2 separate regions of the Homo sapiens genome follow, and region 1 is linked to region 2. A link is an interaction called in ENCODE POLR2A ChIA-PET data of the cell type or tissue named here. Cell type or tissue: CD4-positive, alpha-beta T cell. All regions are shown on one strand.

Region 1 (8,000 bases), 160 kb before region 2:
TTATCAAGGGAAATTTCCAACATACACAAAAATAGAGTGTGATGAACCCCCATGTATACACCATCCAGTTTCAACAAATACCAACTCATGATCAATGTCTCCTCTATGCCCCACTCTTTCATCTTCTGGACTATAGGAAGCAAGTCCCAGACATTAAATCAACTCAGCTGTAAATATTTCAGTTAAATGGTACATTCAGCAAATCATTCGGAGACATATCCACTTGGTGGTATTTAAAAGATTCATAAACGGAATCCTTCCTTATAGCCTGATAAGAGAAACAAGAATACCTACATGAACTATTTATCTATTCACAGTTGGTGGAGGGATGTTATACAATATCTCTCCTGGTGTATAATCTAATCATTAACTCTGGGTAGGGTAATATAGATTAAAATATAAGATAAGCACAAGATTATCTACTGACTCAGACAAGTGGATCTTAATATTTCACAAACTTGGCCAGGTATGGTGGCTCAAACCTGTAATCCCAGCACTTTGGGAGGCCAAGGTGGGCGGATCACTTGAGGTCAGGAGTTCAAGACCAGCCTGGTCAACGTGGTGAAACCCCGTCTCTACTAAAAATACAAAAAAAAATTAAGCTGGGTGTGGTGGTGTGCACCTGTAATCCCAGCTACTTAGGAGACTGAGGCATGAGAATCACTTGAACCTGGGAGGCAGAGGTTGCTGTGAGCCAAGATTGTGCCACTGCACTCCAGCCTAGGCAACAGAGCAAGACTCTTGTTTCAAAAAAAAAAAAAAAAAAAAAACTTCACAAACCTGAACGAAAAGTATAATATGATGCTCACAGCTGTTAATAATGGTCAGATTCCCTTTTTCCCTCATCCAAGTTATCAAGCCAGACATTTCAGAAGGCCAACTGTCGCAGCCTGAGCAGACCTACTTGAGCCTCACCTACTGAATGCTATCACGCAAGATCCAATTTACACTTCTAAAAATGAAAACAGTGAGCTCAATTCTCAAAGGAAGCTTTCTTCCTTAGACATAAATCTTAGACACATAACCATCTCAAAAGTGATGAAAACCAGGTTGTATGCTAATAAAACAGAATCACACTTATCGGCTTTTGTGCCAGGTTGTACAATAACATGATAGATCCATAAATCTATGCAACTATCCATGGCGCCAACAACATGGGGTGGAGATAGTTTCAAATCCTCTTAGATGTTGTAAAAATTGTCCACACCCAGAAAGCAGGCTAGGAAGTTTATGTTTTCCCCAGAGGCTCCACATGAGAAATGGGTTTAGGGAGCTTCCAGCACATGGTTTCATTCTGCAGACAAATCAGGAATCAAGATGCATACACGAATGCGTACACACACACAAATGTCAAATATCCCTATCTGAAATGCTTGGGACCAGAAGTGTTTTGGATTTCAGATTTTTTTTTTTCTTTTTGCATTGTGGAGTATCAGCAGAATGCATCCAGGTTGAGCATCCCTAATCCAAAAATCCGAAATCCAAAATGCTCCGATGAACATTTACTTTGAGAATCATATTGGTGCCCAATAAGTTTCGATTTTGTAGCATTTTGGATTTTGGATTAGGGATGTTCAACGCACTTGCGCACACACATATATGTGTCTGATGAAGTTAACACTTCATGGCACCAATATCAATGCAATAAATGAACTATCTGCTTCACAGAGGTGCAGTGAACTATACAATTGATATATTTTCAACTACACAAGTGCTATATTATCTCACCCAATACTCTCATTCTAGAGATGTCTGTAATCTCTAAAGTGCAGCATTTATATTTTAATATTATTCATTCAACAATATTTATTGAGCACCTACAATGTGCCATGCACTGTTCTAAGCACATAGAATAGATTAGCAAACAAAATAAGTGACATATATAACAAAAATAAATCTGTTAGAAGATGGTATGTGCCACAGAGAACAAAATATTTAGTACCAGGAAGGGGGATGGGGTGAGGTTTCTGCTAAGATAGCAGGGAGGAAAGGGAGGCAGCCAAGTGGGCAGGTAGATGCAGAGTGGCCCAGGCTGAGGAGACCATTGCAGCAAATGCCCCCTGTAGGAGTGTGCATGGCATGTCTGAGGAAGAGCAAGGACCCAGAACGAAGAAAGTGAAGGGAGAGCAGTGGGGGAGGAAGTCCCAGCAGTAACGAGGGTCGGGTCTCACTTTTTTTCTCAGGAAAGCCTTGGTAGGGGTGTGAGCAGATGAGTAGCATGATGTGACTTGGGTTTTCAAAGGTTCTCCCTGGCTTCGCTCTTAAGACTAAACTCCAGGGGGATGGGGAGAGGCAGAAATCCCTATTAAGGAGCAGTGGAAGTGATGAGACCTAGGTGGATGATGGACATATTTAGGAGGCAGAGCTGAGAGAAAGAGCCAGGGACAACCTGAGGGTTTCTGTCCTGAGCGATAGGAGTGGGAGATGGCGCTGCCTTCAACTGAGATGGGGAAAGCTGTGGGTAGAGCAGTTGGAGGAGGACGATGAGTTCAGGTTTAGGCAAACGGATATGAATTTAAGATCTTCAAGTGGAGATACTGAAGTAAGCAGGCAGTTGGACATACAGCTCTGAGGTTCAGGAAAGAAATGTGCTGAGATAAAAACTTTCAAGTATTATATTTGACATTGACATTGCTATCAACAGTAACTCAATTTATTATTGGCAGCTAAAACTAATATTAATAGCAATAATAAGAGTCATACACACACACACACACACACACACACACACACACACACACACACAGTCCTCCTACACAAAGAAGATAAAGGCCAGGAATCATAAAACAAACAAAAGGAATGAACTGTTTGCTGACTGAGTCAATGGTCGTTTTCACTTCAACCACTTGAATAAAAGAAGAAAAACTGCATCCAGTGTTCCTTTCCAAGATGGGGACTTGCTCTTTTGTAAATGTTCACAGGAATCTGAATGTGACCATATGCAACAGAAGTGAGCTCAAGAGCTGGGACACTAGTTTTCAGATCTTGAAAAATATCATATATTGATTGCTGAAAGGAACAATGCTGACTCAAAGAAACTTCAACATTGAAAAAAAAAGTTTAAATGAAACGGTTTTTAATTTCTAGGTATCTGCCCTTTCTGCCTGACTCATCTCTAGAGGGATTCAGTGTTCGAAAAGTTTCCTTTTCAGATTCTGCTTCTAATGCATGATGACACTGGGCAAGGTTGCTGAGGGCGGGTGGAGGGGTGGATGTCCTACAGCTGCAGAAGATGATGCAACCTTTAAAATGTTATCCCACCAAAAAAAAAAAAAAAGAAAGAAAAAAAAACAACAACACTTAAAAGCCACCCATAAACCTGAATTAGAGAGGTTGCCAATACCCCGTCCCCCAAATCTGCTGGCACAAATGTCAAAGCAAAAATTTCAGCACTAAATCGAATTAACAAACATGCCTTAAGCACAGCACGAGAGTAGCTTATTATAATTTGGAAAATTCCACAGTATTTATCAACTCCTAAGCAAGGCTACAATGCTCAGAAGTATACCACAGTAGACGTCATCGGCAGCCACAAGCGCGAGGGCTCTGGGTGTGTTGCTGTGGTAACCGCGTACTCAGCAGCAACATGCTGCCTGCCTCTCACTAGCCCAGAACCAGAGGCAGAAGGAAACAGCCAGCTTCCTGAAGGGAACAACCCAGGGAGTCACAGCACAGGCCATCTCCATCATTCACACCTGCGGGAGACTTCCTTTCAACAGTCTGAAATTATCTCCAACTAACTCTTAGAGAAAAGGTGCACAATTCCTTCACTCTAGTGCAGAACCACAGTCAGCACACCCAAGCACAAAGCACTAGAGAAATGTACAAGGAGCGGAGAGAGATTGGCCAGTGTCTGAAAAGTGTCAGGGTCATGCACTTAGGCGGGTCCAGGAATGAGGGGTTTTTCTGGGAAGCAGATAGAGAAGTACTGGTCCATTTCCAAAGTCATCCTGAGAAGCATTCCCTAGAGAGATCAGCAAGAAAGAAAGCAGCAAACTAGAGCATGAGCCTTTTGAGGGAAGTCGTTCCCACACAGAGGGAGAGCTAAAAAAGAAGACAGGACAAACAACTAGTACATGAGGACATGGAAACCCTAAAAGAGGAATTGGAAGCCTCCAGCACCAAACCCCACAACGTACTTTTGGATATTCCACATTAAGTTGAAATCAAATAGAAACTGTCGAACATACCTTTTCTACCGGCAGAAAGTCATTTTCTACTTCAATTGACCTTGGTCTTAGTTTGATTGGCTTGTCTTTGAAAATGTCTCCAAAGCCCACTCCCTTAACTTTCTTGGGCTGGATTGCTGCAGTTGCCACTGTCCCGTTGGCACCTTCAGACTTGGTGCTGCTTGAGTCACCCCCATCACTCTCGGAGCCTGTGGTTTCCCTTAAACCTGTCAAGAGTGGGGATGGGGAGAGAAAGAGCTCAGAAATCAGCCAGAGCCCTGAAGAAGAACTTCACAACCAGCCAGGAACCACCTCTAAAAGTGTGACTGGGCACAGGATAACTTGCACTAGGCTTTTGTATTCAGTATGTTGAGTAGTTTGACTGGCTCTGAGTTTTGTTTGATCTCCCCACCCCTTACTTTTAATTTTAAGATGTGAATCAAAACAACTTTTCAGAAAATCTAATTCCAAAGCAGATATCTTTGTACATGTGAAATTCACCCCTCTTTAGCCGGGAGCCTGGTTTTGATCCAAATTTGTTTTCCCATAGCCTGTGCAATAGCAACCCTTCCCACCCACCTTGTTGCCTCCCCACCCAGTCAGTACCACATACTGTACCTCCAATCTCTATGACTCATGTCAATTAGCAATTAGCAATGAAAGTAACATTTCCTAAAGGGAAACTGTAAAGCTAAAAGCCATTTAAACAAATGAGCAATTAAAGAAACCACACAAAATTATAACTGCCAAAGAATTCAATCTTTTTGGATGGCTTCACAAGGAATAAATGCATGCAGACATGTTTCTCTAGGAAAGCATTAAACCAAACTTGACATTAAGACGGTTTCACTAGCAAGACGATCATGTTTGTTAAAGAGGGAAAGGAAGCCGTCCTCCCAGAGGCCAGAATCCCCCAAACCTACAGCCCTTCTTCTCTCCTTTAAACACCAGTGTTTTCCCAAAGCTGAATCCCTTTCCAAAGAAGAACACTGGGGACATGACACTCTTCCTTTGATCTTCTGTGGCATGTGTTTGGAAGTCATAAAATAGTTATTAGCAAGACAACATGGACACTTACCTCCCCAGATTCTTTTTTCCCAAGGCTCTGCCCACAATCATGTTCCTAAAAGGAAGAGCCTATTTGTGTCTAGTTAATTTCTGGGTGTATTCTTCCTTTGATGGTCAGTATATCAATTATGCCATCAAAGGGCAGGATTCAAAGAATATTTTATGGAATACTAAACTCTGTCATTAACCTGTCTCTGAAAGCCTCTAGATGTGTAGAATAGCTCCTGAACATTTACTACATAACTCCTGATCATAACCATGCCCTTGAAATGAAAGTACGCCATCAAATGTTGTTCTCTATTAGCCAATTGTGCATTATCTTCCTACAGGTAAGGTGGCCTCCTAGTCCATAAGAATGATACACCAAATACTTGCTCACATAAAATCTCATAAAATGTGGAAGTCATTCAAATAAGGAAGTCTCAGTGCAGGAAGAAACTGTTAAATGAAAACAGACAAAATATAGAAAGGTCATTATAAACTGCTAACACGTTTCAGAATCAAATCCTTAAAACAATGGTTTTGTTTGTTGTTGTTGTCATTTTCCATAAAATGGTATTTTTAAGCCAAAAGGGTGGGGGAGGAGGAAGGTCCCCAGTGTACATTTTAATTAACTGAAAACCAGCATTTGTGAGCAAAAACACAGGACCGAATGGGGAACAGCCCACAACAAGGGGGTCGGCTGCAATTCACAGGAAGGATTAGAGTGTGTAAACATCAAGAACCCTCCCCCATTAGCTATCCATCTATCCATTTGTGTGTTTATCTGTTCATTGTTTTTGCAAATATCCCTGCTGGAGATATAATTTTGGAGTCTAAATATTGTGTCATTTCCCCCTTAACATGTTCTCATTTTGCCGTATGGATTCTTTCTATGTGATAAATGACTTGTATATTCCTTTCTGGCTTGGAAAGAGCCATTCAAGGGTGAAATAAAGAAACCATTAGTGGAAAGAAACCATCACCACTCCCCTCCCTCAGCACGCTCCCCTCATCACCACCAGAAGGCAGCAGGGCAAACAGATTAGGGCAAGTCTATTTTAGTTTTTCAAAGAGAAGAATTTCAAGGGTTCTTCTATCATTCACCATTAGCTAGAACCATAATATTTTCAGCCACTGCCATCCTCATTTCACTGAGCTTCTGGTTTTTGGGATTTACTGTCTTCTGGGCTCATCTTAATATGTTTATACTAATCACCGTGAGAAATACTCTACGTTACACAGAGAGAGGTTGCACAGTCATTCAACCACACAAGCATGGCCCGGGAAGGAAACACACAGCAGATTTTTCTTCCAGAACTTCTGGCAGGCTGGTTCTATCACTTTTAAGTGTATAAATTAAATATCTAACTATCTGTGTTGGTAAAATAATTCAAAATCTAGTTCCTTCCCTTTAGAGGGAAAGAAAGGTGACTTTTCATTTTCATGTTCATTTAGTGATATATCTTTTAGTGACTCGTGCCCATCATGCACATTATCCCATAAAATGTCCCCATGTCAGGCCCAGAATGCCAGGTTACACTCTTGGGTGGTGCAACCCAGAGTGTGGACTGTGGACGGGGGCTGGTTCATGAAGGGCTCATTACAGGTAGGCAGTGGTGAGAGAACTACAGAAAGTGTGGTGTCTGGGGCGATGCTTTAGTGTTTTAACAGTGTGCACTGGTGTAACTTCCAGACATGTGGCTGGTGGTGGAGTCATCTAAATGACCAGGGCACAGAGCAATCTAGGTGCTGTCAAAACTCCCACGGTGAGGCACAGGCGGCACCCTGCATGTGTAGTGAGGTCATGTGCAGTAGGGCCATGCATCTTCCCATGGTGGAGTGGCAAGGAAAAAAAACTTGACCCCAGTTTGTGAAGCATGGCTCTGGTGTTCATGTTTCAACGTTCTCTCTCATCATATCCATACACGTAGGTATGTATGCATATGTGTATATGCACACAAAGGTGGATGCTTTTCCTTCAAGGTGAAAAAAAAGAACAAAGCCTCCTCAGTTTTGTTTCTGAGAGTCCTTTAACTGTCCAATTTTGTGGAATGTACCCAGTCTTCCAGCATTGATCAGTTGAGATCCATGAGATATTTTTATCTATTTTTAATTTAACACTCACATGGATGGAGCTCACTGTGTGGCAAGAACTGTTCTAAGGGCATCTCATTCATCTCCTTCCCCTCAACTTTTGGCAGCCTTATTTCACAACACAAAAGGCTACACATTGGTCCTGCCAAAAAAAGTCTGCCATGTGGTGATTGGCTGAGTGAGCAAAGCAAAATGCCATTTCTGGCATGGACTTTCATGCCAAATTCTTACTTCTTTGAACCACACAATGACAAAATGGTTTATTGGTTTCCAGTGACCCACTCAGAGAAAGCAATAACCATGAGAGGTTGACATCTCTGCAGGAAGCCATCTTACACCACCCCAGAAGCCCAGAGAAACTGGTACAAATACATATGCCACGACAAATGCTACTGCTCCTTTGTTTGCACGTATGGCTCATGCACGCATATCACATACATGATAGAGGCAGAAAGCAAACAAAAGCGCCAGGGGCTGGTGCTGGGAATGCTTCTTAGCACACACCAAGGAGATGGCACTTACTTAGACAAATAAGTCCATGTCCTTGGATCAGAAATTCACACAGACACTTGGCATAAGCATGAGCAGCTCAGGAAAGGGCAGCTGCATCAAAAAACACAAGTACCCAGATCTTATCTTTACAATTGCCTTCTGCTGTTAAGGTCACTCACTGTAATAGCGTCTGTG
Region 2 (8,000 bases):
GTGAGCTGAGATCATGCCACTGCACTCCAGCCTGGGTGACAGAGCAAGAATCCATCTCAAAAAAATAATAATATTAAAATTAAAAGTCTAAACAATATATATTTAAGAATTTATTATTGTAGATTGTCGGTCATTGAGGTGGTAGACTGTGTTTGTGCCCTAGCAGGAGAACACTCCCCATGCAGGGAGGGGAACTGTTTGGGGGAACTTCCCCTCCACCATGAGATAGTTTGATGGGACTGTCCATCAACATGCCCTGCCCTCTGCCAGCCAATGTATGACATAGGACCCAACTGTGATCAAAGCAATGTGACAAACACTGGAGACGGCTGGAGCAGATTCCCCCACCAGGGCTCTCAGAAGTGAGATCCCTGAAGCTGCCCAGTTGCCATCTTTCTCAGACCTGATCCTCTAGCTTCTCCTTCCACCCTATAAACTACCCCAATGCCTTCTGATAAATCCTTTTTGCTACCTTAGTTAAGGAAGAGTTGGTTTCTTTTACTTAAAACCAGAGAACCGTAACAGATACTCGTGCATCAACTTTTTTTTTTTTTTTTTTTTTTTTTTTGAGACGGAGTCTTGCTCTTGTCCCCTGGGCTGGAGTGCAATGGCGTGATCTCGGCTCACTGCAACCTCCACCTCCCAGGTTCAAGCAATTCTCTTGCCTCAGCCTCCCGAGTAGCTGGGATTACAGGCACCTGCCACAACGCCCAGCTAATTTTTGTATTTTTTAGTAGAGAAGGGGTTTCACCATGTTGGTCAGGCTGGTCTCGAACTCCTGACCTCAGGTGATCTACCCACCTCGGCCTCCCAAAGTGCTGGGATTGCAAGCGTGAGCCACCATGCCTGGCCATACATCAACTTTACATACACACAGACTCTTCTCTATGCAAGTCTGCACAAGGCCAAGTTCTTACCATCCAGTGCCCTCCCATTAGTGTCAGGGCTGAAGGGTTTGGGGGTCTGAATTTCCCAGGTCAAGGCCACAGATACTGTGGGGATCTCCGCGTACAATAAAGCTGACCTACATACCAGCCACGTTTTCCTTTTGGTGTCTTCACAAACACACCACTAAGGGACATCAACCCAACAAGCAGGTAATTCCCAAGACCTGCATCTTAAAAACTGAACATCAGCTTCCCCAACAAAGACAGGCTCAGAACACGGACCCCAGTGACAGACAGTCCCTGGGCCTGAACTCTCTCCCTGGGCAGGAGGCAGCACACCTGTGGCTGGATGGCCTCTGGCAGGATTCAACAATGTCTGTAGCAGGCCCAGTAGCAGCTCAAAGAATTGGGGAGCAGCAGGGAAAGCAGAAAAGAGATGAATCAAGAAAGAAGAGAAAAAACAAACCCGGCTGTGTGAGAGGAAAGAAAGGCCCACCATTGCCTGCCTCAGACACCATTAAGGATACTCTTGTCACTTGCTGCTTTCCACGAAGGCCCAAGGAACCTGAGCCTCCCAGCCCATCTCTCCTCTCTTGTCACCTCTAAGCATGAGGTGTAGGAGAAAGCCCAGCAGGCCTGGGAGCAAATTCCAGCTTAGACATTCACTGGCTGTGTGACATGGGGTGAGATTCCTAGCTCGAGCCCACTTTCTTTGTGTTTAAAATCAGAAGGTGATCTGTGGCAAGGGTGAGACGTGATATCTGTAAACTGTATACAGAAGCTGCTCCATTAATGCCAGATGCTAGTCTTGCAGGTCATTATCATGCTATGCTGTGAGGGCTTCCCCGACATGCCCTCCCTACACACACCCTGGAATGGGAGCTCTTAAAGGGCAGATCTGAGCACCCTCTCCTCCTCGTCTGGTGTCTGGCACAAAGTAGGTGCTCAATAAATGTTGGTGACTGAGTGCACCATACGACACCAGGAGTGTCCTTACAAAGTACTGACCTCGAACTATACCTTACCATTCAACTCAAAGAAATGCAGTTACAAATGTGAGCCTTGTTATTTAACTTGAAGGCTAGAGAAAGCTGATGATCAACATGACCAGTTGGCCACAAAACAAGTATACGCCACTAGTCCAGGCCTCTCAAGTTACTGTGATCAGTCTTGATTTCACTCTTACCTTCACCACAACCAATGCCTATATAGCAGAGGGGCATTCAATCAAAGATCAGAATGAAATGCAGGGCCTGGATGGGAAAGCATTCACAAGACCTGTGGGCCTTGAGTCCCCTACCACTTGCCTTCTGAAGCCTCTGCCTCACCAGGGGCTGTCCCTGGAACAAAACCTCAAGGAGCAAAAACAAAGGGTTATCAAACGCTTCCTGAAATTAACCCCTGCAAACCTAACACACAGCTCTTTTAAGAATATGCATTAGAGGCCGGGCGCAGTGGCTCATGCCTGTAATCCCAGCACTTTGGGAGGCCAAGATGGGCAGATCACAAGGTCAGCAGTTCAAGACCAGCCTGGCCAAGATGGTGAAACGCCGTCTCTACTAAAAATACAAAAAAATTAGCCGGGCGTGGTGGCGGGAGCCTGTAATCCCAGCTACTCGGGAGGCTAAGGCAGAGAATTGCTTCAACCCGGGAGGCAGAGGTTGCAGTGAGCCAAGACGGCACCACTGCACTCCAGCCTGGGCAACAGAGTGAGACTCCGTCTCAAAAAATAGAATATCCATTAGATAGACTGGATAAAAATAACTTGACCAGAAGAAGGCTTTTTAAGTGAAAAAGAAAGAATGGAGAAAGTGGGCAGGTGACTTTGCAGGTTAAAAAACAGGCCGGGCACGGTGGCTCAAGCCTGTAATCCCAGCACCTTGGGAGGCCGAGGTGGGCAGATCACGAGGTCAGGAGATTGAGACCATCCTGGCTAACACGGTGAATCCCTGTCTCTACTAAAAATACAAAAAAATAGCCGGGCGTGGTGGTGGGCACCTGTAGTCCCCGCTACTCGGGAGGCTGAGGCAGGAGAATGGCGTGAACCCAGGAGGCAGAGCTTGCAGTGAGCCGAGATCATGCCACTGCACTCCAGCCTGGGCGACACAGCAAGACTCCATCTCAAAAACAAACAGGCAGACAACAACAACAAAACCTAGTAAAAAATAAAGACAACAGGTTAAAGCTGGATAAGCCTGTGTAGAGAATGGTTCTATACAACAATCACGGAGGGGAAAAATCAGTGGAATCTTAGAAAACCATTTTTTTTTTCTTGAGATGGAGTCTTGCTCTGTTGCCCAGGCTGGAGTGCAGCGGTGCCATCTCAGCTCACTGCAACCTCCGCCTCCCAAGTTCAAGTGATTCTCCTACCTTGGCCTCCTGAGTAGCTGGGATTACAGGCATGTGCCACCATGCCCAGCTAATTTTTGTATTTTTAGTAGAACGGGGTTTCGCCATGTTGGCCAGGCTGGTCTAGAACTCCTGGCATCAAGTAATCCACCCACTTCAGCCTCCTAAAGTGCTGGAATTACAGGGGTGAGTCACCATGCCTGGCCCGATATTCTTATTTAGTTTTTAGAGCCTCCAATTAATTCCCATCATTCTACTTTTTTTCAGGTAGTGTTACATGGAATCTCAGAAAAACACATTTTTTAAATGGACTTAATTGTAGTCTCCTGAGCTACTAGGCACAACTGTTTATGAAGCAATATTCTTTTCTTGTTTTGAGTCAGTGTCTTGCTCTGTCGCCCAGGCTGGAGTGCAGTGGCACGATCTAGGCTCCCTGCAACCTCCACCTCCTGGGTTCAAACAATTCTCCTGCCTTGGCCTCCAGAGTACAGGCATGCACCACCACACCCAGCTAAATTTTTTTTTAAGTAGAGATGGGGTTTCATCATGTTGGCCAGGCTGGTCTCAAACTCCTAACCTCAAGTGATTGGCCAGCCTCAGCTTCCCAAAGTGCTGGGATTACGGGCATGAGCCACCACATCTGGCCAGAAAACCAATTTAATAAAAAGTCTGTTTAGTCAAAAAAGTTTAGCCACTTAAAGACATAACCTTTTTTTGTGCATGGAGAAGAAAGTATGCTGCTTTATATAAATATTTGACAGTGTTACATAATAAAATGGCTTGAGGATGAGTAGAGATTTTCCTGACTTTATAATGATAGCCTAGTTCTCAGATTCAAAAAAGACCCAAAGACAAGTGCCTGATTAGAAAGAGATCCCCTGTTTTTCTCAGTGAGAAGATCCAAAAGGTTGTGGGCTAACCTGAATATGTAAACCTCAAAACAGAAGAAGAAACAGTCAAGTGTCTGCTTATACTATGTATTAATGTAATTACAGATTATGTGAAATAAAATAATTAGAAAACATCGCTCCCCACCCCCCAACACCCTCTCATTTCATGAAACAATTTTATTATGGATAAGGTATCTGAAGGATTTGCTCCAACTATTTTATTCAAAATAAATTCATAGAGCCTTTATGGTACAGGATACTTTGTAAGGACTATCATGGAAAGCAACTCTTGCTTGTCTTGAGGATAGGATAGTAAGGGGGCAGGTTGGCTTTATATTTGGACATGTTGTATGAAAGAAGAAAAGCAAAAGCCTTCCTGTTGATTTCAGTGTGGCTAAGCTGAATCAGCTGTAAGAGGCAGGGACCAAGTCAAAAGGAGGGAAGAACGATTCCACAGAAAAATGTGGTTGGTCAGCATGGTTGGGGGTGGGCAAGGGCTGAGTCACTCACTGCATGGCCTTCTGTTAAGAAACATACTTTCTCATAAGAGAGATAGCAGACAGTGAGGTAACGTGAGAGGAAACCACAGTGAATCCTCACTGCTTTCTCCCCGGCAGATTTAATGTCCCATCTCAGGCTTCATTTATACTCCCAGGTGTAGTAATCCTGCTACCGCGAGCCCCTAGAAGGCAAAAGGGACATGTAAAACAGAAGCTGATGGGCCTCCTGAAAGAAAAGTCATATTGCCCAATGCATCTTCCTCCCTCAAGTGCTTGGCTGAGTGCTTGGCCCCGTCAGGCACTCAAGAAATGCTTGTTGTCGAGGGGCAAGAAACTTGCAAGGATGATTTTGACAAGAAGCTGAGAATCTGAGATGAGATCTGAGACAAATGTACAGGGATAAAAGCAGAAGATAACAGCAAAATAACAGCTCTTCAAAGCAGTCTAGAATTTCAAACTGTCATAAGTATAACTACTTTAGGCTCCCAGACATCTAATCTGGAGATACCATCTAGCATATCTGCAACACCATAATGTGCAGGTTATTAGGGAGGGTGCATTTCACGGTTTCATCCTAAGTTTCACCAATGATGTCACATAGTAATTGGGAGTCTATCAAGACAGTAACTACCAACGTTTGTAAGTCATTTGAGTTGGTACTTTTTAATATTGAACAATAATTTGAACTAAAAAGTTGCTAGTCAAGTATCTACTTCACAAATGTTTTCTTAATCAACTACATTGTAAATACTTTATTGCAGCATCAGGAAGCCACTGAGTAAGTATGTGTCTATATAGAGTAACACAAAAAAGAAGTGAAGTTAAAACCCAACATTTGCTTTCCTTTGAAGGTTATAGCTTAAAGTTCGAAAAAGAGAATAAAACCTAAATAAACTGGATTGGGTTTAAAATTTTTGAAACCTTTCCCAAAATTGAAATATGAGTTAGTGAAAATAAGTAAATAAAATTAAAAAGATCAACAGCCTCACACCAAAAGACTCCTAAGAATAATGATCTATGAAGAGCAATGTATACATTTTTTTCTGAAATAATCACATTCAGTCTCCAAATACCGTTTTTCACAAAAAGAAAGCCAGCTACCCTTAGATAAATGGCTGATTTCATTTCTGGGGCAGGAAAGGTGATAAGCCTGGGCCATCTTGTCACACCAAGAAAGCAAGGAGGCCAGCAAACACTACTAGGGTCATGTCAAAACAACTCAGAAGTGAACCTGAAGAGGCTCCCACTGGCCACAAATGGGGCAACATGAGCATGATTAACAATAACTGCCTTGAAACAGCATTGAAAGTGCACTGAAATAATAACTGCATTAGTAACAATAACTGGATTGAAAGACATCAAATTAATTTGATGTCTCATATGTTATGTGATATATCTTTCACAGTGATACTTTTAAAACATCATTGGCCACCTTTGGAAGATGCTAGGGAGCCAACTCATTGTTTTGAAACTGGTAAATTTAAAAAAAGAATCAAACATTTGTCCTGCCTTTCCTATATGAATTCAAGATAACCAAATGGTTGATGAGAAATTTCTCTGTATAGGAATATTCTGGCTAATAAAATGAAGAAGGAATGAGAGAATTGGACAATCAACGTTTTGCAACCTCTAATGCAATCAAGAACCTGAGCAATGGTCACTAGCAGCTGTGGATATTGATTGATTGATTGATTGATTGAGACAGGGTCTCACTCTGTCACCTGGGCTGGAGTGCAGTGCCATTGTCATGGCTCACTAGAGCCTGGAACTCCTGGGCTCAAATGATCCTCCTGCCTCATCCTCTCAAATAGATGGGATTACAGGTGCGAGCCACTGTATCCAGCTTTTTTTTTTAATTTCTTTTAAATTTCATGGCTTATTTTTTAAAGTTTTTGTTCAGAGATGAGAGTCTCACTATGTTGCTCAGGCTGGTCTCGAACTCTTGGGCTCAAATGATCCTCTGGCATCAGTGTCCCAAACTGGTGGGATTACAGGCATGAGCCACCGTGCCTGGCCAGCTGTGGACATTACAAAAAGAGAGACAACCAGGCATCTGGAGCCTCATGATGGAAGTGTGTGTCACCGCTGGCAAAATATTCTTGCCAACAAACGGAACCTGAATCAGATCAAGCCTCTGGATTTACCACCAGTTTACAGGGGATACAGAACGTCCGAAAATATGTTAAATGGCACTCTAAGGAGGCAATCTGCAAAATCCAGGCTGTAGGACTGTAGGCAAATGACTTAGTTTCTTCAACAACAACAAAAGCAAGGAAAAAGAGATGGCAGAACCTAGATTACAACAGACTCAGAGGCCAGGTGCGGTAGCTCACACCTGTAATCCCAGCACTTCGGGAGGCTGAGGTGGACGGATCACTTGAGGTCAGGAGTTCAAGACCAGCCTGGCCAACATGGTAAAACCCCGTCTCCGCAAAAAATACAAAAATTAGCTAGGCGTGGTGGCACGTGCCTGTAATCCCAGCTACTTAGGCGGCTGAGGCAGGAGAGTCACTTGAACCCAGAAAGTGGAAGTTGCAGCAGTTGCAGTGAGCTGAGACTGCCACTGCACTCCAGCCTGGGTAGCAGAGTGAAAAAAAAAAAAAAAAAAACAGACTCAGAGACAACCAACCAGTTAGAAAGTACAGACCTTCCAAATCGTGATTCAAACAAACACCTTTTAAAATATTTAAACTACATGTAAAAATTGGATATTTGAACTTAAATGTCTGATGATAAGGAAACACTGTTAGTTGCTGTATGTGTAAAAATGATTGTGATTATGGTTTTGAAAAGAGTCCTTATCTTTACAAAATATATGCTGAAACACTTCCGGATTGTTAAAATGCTCTACATGTGCAAGTAGAAGAATAATGTCCTACACTGAACTGAAAACATGCAAATCTTTATGCTGGCGTAACTCTAGCTGGTGTAATCACTATTTCACAAATGATTCAGCTGACCATGCTGGGCATAGCAATGCACCTGGAAAGGAAGATGGGGGTTTTAAAGGCAACAAAATATTAAATGTGTGTATTGTATACATATGTATGTTTCAATATTTGAATTTGTTATAAAGGGTACTGGGCATCTATAATTTTTTTTTCTTTTAGAGACAGAGTCTTGCTCTGTCTCCCAGGCTGGAGTGCAGAGGTGCGATCTCAGCTCACTGCAACCTCTGCCCCTGGGTTCAAGTGATTCTCATGTCTCAGCCTACTGCATAGCTAGGATTACAGGCACGCGCCACCATGCCTGGCTAATTTTTGTATTTTTAGTAGAGACGGGGTTTTACCATGTTGGCCAGGCTGGTCCCGAACTCCTGAACTCAAGTGATCTGCCCGCCTCGACCTCCCAAAGTGCTGGGATATATAAGCTAC

What was found. ChIA-PET counts read pairs that join two places held together with the same protein. Peaks named below come from ENCODE experiments on the same cell type or tissue, not always from the same donor. Only the 100,000 strongest peaks of a DNase experiment are listed, where the experiment ranks them.
Region 1: POLR2A ChIA-PET joins it to region 2 with 12 read pairs; 5 of 35 experiments call an interaction of 5 or more read pairs at or near these places.

The regions. Positions count from the first base shown.
Region 1 is chrX:19,679,633-19,687,632 of GRCh38, forward strand. It overlaps SH3KBP1 (SH3 domain containing kinase binding protein 1), which reads right to left. Exons shown (of 18, transcript NM_031892.3): 6 at 4,191-4,396. Among named protein-coding and RNA genes, the nearest start is that of MAP3K15, 170 kb to the left of the region's middle. In CD4-positive, alpha-beta T cell, no CTCF peak of the experiment used is centred here; DNase peaks (open chromatin) are centred at 3,199, 3,549 and 4,389; H3K27ac peaks cover 4,500 bases.
Region 2 is chrX:19,842,468-19,850,467 of GRCh38, forward strand. The region is part of intron 1 of SH3KBP1 (SH3 domain containing kinase binding protein 1); the gene reads right to left. Among named protein-coding and RNA genes, the nearest start is that of SH3KBP1, 41 kb to the right of the region's middle. In CD4-positive, alpha-beta T cell, no CTCF peak of the experiment used is centred here; a DNase peak (open chromatin) is centred at 4,664; H3K27ac peaks cover 680 bases.